Regions from separate parts of the Homo sapiens genome. Here region 1 is linked to region 2. The links are chromatin loops, found by intact Hi-C in ENCODE. Cell type or tissue: OCI-LY7. All regions are shown on one strand.

The links. Hi-C counts contacts between places; a loop is a spot of excess contacts. Peaks named below come from ENCODE experiments on the same cell type or tissue, not always from the same donor. Only the 100,000 strongest peaks of a DNase experiment are listed, where the experiment ranks them.
Region 1: a loop joins it to region 2, with 2.4 times the contacts of the local background. A loop is called at or near these places in 13 of 110 quality-filtered maps.

Annotation. Positions count from the first base shown.
Region 1 is chr2:230,203,878-230,206,377 of GRCh38, reverse strand. All of the region lies in intron 8 of SP110 (SP110 nuclear body protein), which reads left to right. It also overlaps a transcript of SP140 not described here. Among named protein-coding and RNA genes, the nearest start is that of SP110, 15 kb to the left of the region's middle. In OCI-LY7, no CTCF peak of the experiment used is centred here; a DNase peak (open chromatin) is centred at 1,147; H3K4me3 peaks cover 2,000 bases; H3K27ac peaks cover 1,229 bases.
Region 2 is chr2:230,318,197-230,320,696 of GRCh38, reverse strand. No RefSeq gene overlaps it. Among named protein-coding and RNA genes, the nearest start is that of SP140L, 7.7 kb to the left of the region's middle. RefSeq lists an enhancer at 1,071-1,220 and a silencer at 2,351-2,400. In OCI-LY7, no CTCF peak of the experiment used is centred here; DNase peaks (open chromatin) are centred at 1,326, 1,756 and 2,046; H3K4me3 peaks cover 1,453 bases; H3K27ac peaks cover 2,043 bases.

The DNA of each region.
Region 1 (2,500 bases), 110 kb after region 2:
CCAAGAGGGAATGGTTGACTATACTGAGAGACTAAGATAAATTCAGAGAAGAGGGCCTTGAGTTTGGTCACAAAGAATCACTGGAAAATTTAAGAAAAATTTTGGTGATGGAGGCAGGAGCCAGTTGTGTGGGAAGGATAATGAATGGGAGGTGATAACATATGTAGACAACTCTAGCTGTAAAAGGAAACAGAGCAATAGATGGCAGCCTAAGCCAGTGGCTTAAAGCTCCTCTTCCCTGACTTAGTTTATCATTAGTATGATCCCAGTGTCCAAAATCACAGGGCTGGTGTCCTTTTAAGACACTTAACAGAAATGATTCCATTCTAAGAAAAGTAAGTGACCTTCCTGGGCAGGAAGGAGAGACAAGCTGCTTTCTCCCCCATTCTACTTATTAGTCAATGCCCTCTCACCATGTTATGTGTATTCTCTATGGGCCTCCTTGGTTCATTGTAAACTAGTCAGATTATTCAACTCACACTTCTGAGCTTTGTCAATCACTCTCACAACTTCAATTACCACCTTTATACTGATGGCTCCCAACTCTACGTCTTCAACTCAGGTTTGTCTTCAAGAAACACATAGCCAGCTGCACACTGGGCGTCTTTGTTTGCAAGTCTCCCATTGACACTACAGTCTCAATATGCCTGAAATTAACTTCACCTTCTTTACCAAAAACCTAGTCTTCTAAGTACCATTCAGACATTTATTCCAACAAATATGCAGTGAGCACTAACTGTATATACCCATTCTGAAAGCTGAAGACAGATTTTTTTTTTAAAGAGAGAAAGTAAGAAAGTAAGCAAAAAACAAAGGGGAAAGCTCATGGAGGTTACATCCTGGCTGGGGGAAGGAAAGAATATAAACTAGAAAGCACATAAACAAGATAATTTCAAGTACTGATGACAGGATGAAAGAAAATAATGGATAGGATTACAATAGTGACTTGCAGGTTGGGGTGGGAGTCACTTTGGATTGGATGGTCCAGGCAGAGGGACTCAAAAGTGCAAAGAACCTGAGGCAGAGAGGAAAGACCAGTGTTGTTGGTGATGATGAAGAAAGAAGGTGGTAGGAAGTGAAAAAGTAAACAAGAATCAGATTATGTAGGGTTTCACAGGCCCTTGGGAGCCTGTTGTAGTTTAACTTGAAATGAGGAACTTAATCTACCCAGGTGCCAAGCAAAAACCTTAGTCATCCGTGACTAACTGAACTCTATTAGCATATTGACAAGGTCTATTGGTTCACCCTCTTCTTTTCTACATTAAAATCTAATTAGTTTATTTCCATGCTTAAATCTTGTCCATGGCCTCCTATTGCCCTTAGGGTAATGTTCACTGTCCTTAATGTGATTGTTAAAGTTCTATCCAGTCTAACTCATGCCTTACCCTCCAACTATTAATATATCTCTTTCCACTCAAAACTCCAGTCAACCACTCTGAACTTTCATTTCTTCCCATTTCATTTCTCTCCCCTTTGATCCTTGGCATGTGCTATTCTCTTTGGATGCTATATTCTGAACCTACACTACTCCCCATAAATGTTTAGTTATCTCCTTTTCATCAGTCGTGTTGACTTATGTCTATCTCAGGAATACATACTCTGACCCCTAAATTAGCCAAGCTGGTCCCATAATTTCTACAGCACCCAGCACTGGCTCTTTTGGAAGGTTCCAAATACTCTATTGTAATTACTTACATAATGTGTCTCTTCTAGGCTAGATGGTAATGTCCTGGCACAAATTAGCTATTAATTTTTTTTTAATGAAAAAAAAATGAAAGAAACCATACTTTCTGTAACCCAAAATTTGAATAATGATCTGACAAAGGATAGTTTATGAATTCATTATTGTGTTATGAAAAGGGGTCATAGACATTATGGGCACCACGTGGTGTAGATACAAACTAAAGGTTATTGGAGGGAAATTTCCAATACAATTCTCCAAATTCTTATTATCCCATATTTAGGGCAGACATACGTACTCTGCACACCCCGTGGCCAGCAGCCCAGTAGTGAGATGCCCACTCTCACAATGCTCTACACGTTATAGGATTAGGGAGACAGGGAATGTCTATGCAACTATACAATTATGAACACTCCCTGGTCAGAGAAGTGACTTTGTTAGAGAGGGGAAACCTCTGGAGTCAGTGTCAGATGGTCAGTTCTGTTGAGGTAACTCTGACCTTTTGACATCTCTCTGCCAAGCTACCGAAAGGAGTAGACTCCAGTCCCTTCCAGATTTGCCTTTCTTCATATTGTATTTAAATGAAATTTTTCAGGTTTTTTAAAAGAATCGTTTTATTTTAAATGTGACAGATGATGTGCTTTTAATTTTCTTTTTTCCAATTTTCCAATTTTTTACCTGGGTAAAATACACATGACATAAAATTTATCATCTCAACCATTTTTAGGTGCATAGCTCAATGGTATTAAAATACATTCACAATGTTGTGCAACCATCACCACCATCCATCTCCAGGACTCTTTTATCTTGTAAAACTAA
Region 2 (2,500 bases):
TTCACAATAGCAAAGACTTGGAACCAACCCAAATGTCCAACAATGATAGACTGGATTAAGAAAATATGGCACATATACACCATGGAATACTATGCAGCCATAAAAAAGGATGAGTTCATGTCCTTTGTAGGGACATAGCTGAAGCTGGAAACCATCATTCTGAGCAAACTATCGCAAGGACAGAAAACCAAACACCACATGTTCTCACTCATAGGTGGGAATTGAACAATGGGAACATTTGGACACAGGGTGGGGAACATCACACACTGGGCGGGGCCTATCATGGGGTGGGGGGAGTGGGGAGGGATAGCATTACGAGATATACCTAATGTAAATGACGAGTTAATGGGTGCAGCACACCAACCTGGCACATGTATACATACGTAACAAACCTGCACATTGTGCACATGTACCCTAGAACTTAAAGTATAATAATAATAAAAAAAAGAAAACTCATCCATCTCATCTGCTACTGATCCATTTTCTTGATGTATAGGGGAATAAAGGGTAAGTTCCCTGACAGATCCACTTATGCAGCTACTAGCCAGTTGAGAATGGCCAGTGGACTCAGTCTAGTAGGTGACACCCTCCTTTCCAGAGAGAATTGGAGACCCCTCTGCACTCCCAACACATACCATCTATGGCCTATTACACCCTCTCTCATGAATAATTCTAGAGGATGTTCAGCCCATTGAATGTGGAGCTATGGAAGTGAGGGGCTCGCATTTATCTCAGAGCCTGGATTCCAGGCTCAGCTGTGATGACAATAATGGTATTCTTGAGCTGTGCTTGTAAGAATTTGGAATTGGAAATTGGGTCCTTCCCCACTGGGGAGCATGAGGAAGTGGGGCTGGGATTTACCATTTATCATTCAGACAATGGCACAATGCAGGAACCCAGGAGTTATTTCTTGTATTTCCTGAATAAGCACAAAACAAAAAGCACCAGCCAGCTCCTGTACAGCACTCTGGGCCACATGTACTGACACAGATGTTACAAAACCATCTAAGAGCAGACATGTCCACTGGCATGCAGAGTGCACCAGCCATGGGCACAATCCCATTCTGTGAGACTCAGAGGAGTGAACACAGACACCAGAGAGAGAGCCAGAAGTGGTGGCTACATCATTATATGGCCAAGACTCGAGGTCCTGAGATCTCAAGGCTGAGGTCCTGCATCCTCCTCCCCACCCAGACTCAGGCAACTGTGGATGAACCCTCTGGAGGATGAGGTGAACAGGAGATGGAAAGTGGTCCTACCCACCTTTCTGGCAGCTCTGGCAGGATGCGGTTAAATATGTAACCACATGTCTCAGTAGAGAAGTAACCCCCTTCCCTGAACAGGCCACACCCTAGTTTCCTGCTTAATGCTGGCGGGGCCACACTATACAACTCTAGAGTGTGCTGTCCTTGTGTGAACTGGTGTAGACTCTTTCAGTCACACACAAATGGAGTTCGGCGGAAAATGTGAATGAAGATTTCAGGAGAGCAATATCTCGGTGTTGATGTAAGGTAGTAAGAGGTGGTTTCATGTCAGATGAAAAATTCCAGCCCAGAGGAATCTGAACAGAAGTGATAGCAGAAGGTGGGAAGGCACCTGGTTAGTCACATTGACCTGCAGCACCCAGTGTCCAGTCTGCATCTAGAGTGACTACATTGGCAGCTAATTGCTAACTCTAGCTTGGATCAGAACAGGAAGAGCTTTTGTTCTGGCAGGTGATTTCTGTGTTTAGGTTCAAGCCACACTCTAGTTCTTGTCTGCAGTGGGCAAAGCTCTGCTCTATGTTCAGACTGATTTCACTTCACTCCAGGCATCAGCCAGAGACTTGGGAAGGGTCATACACATTATCTGAGTTCTTTTCTGTGGCTTTTTGCCTTCTGGGATTTTCCCTTCATTCCTTAGAAAGCCTGGTTGCTCTGGGCTCTTCCCCATGGCTTGGCCAACCACAAAGAAGGTAGGCTTTCTATCAAAGCTTTGGTTGTGCCACACAAAACTGTTGTTGCTCTCAGGGACAGGCAATAAAAAACAGGAAGTGTCTCTTCGAGTTTCATTTACCTTACAGAGGCCTCAAGCCATTGTTTTTTGACTACCGTCCAGAGTTTCTAGCTGTCCTCTGCAAGAGGACTTGATGCTCAGGAGTTTCCTCCTAAATATCAGAAGCAGAACTCCCTGCTCCTCACTCCTAAGCAATGACCCAGCCCTACCCCCCTCCCACACTCAGGCCTGCTCCTGGGGGCACCAGAAGTTCTAGAGAGACTCCCCCAGGCCCACTGCCCACCCAAGAGAAGAGACACCACTAAACATAGCATCAAACAGGAAGCGCACCTTCGTTATGAGATATACAACTCAGGACTACGCATACTCTGTACTTTTGCGCTCACAGGAGTTGACTTATTTCAGTAAACAAAATAAGAAAACAAATAATACCCCTGGAGAAAAGGCATGGGCATTCTAGAATTTCACTGGAGTTAATTATAAATCATCTATATAGATGAGACAT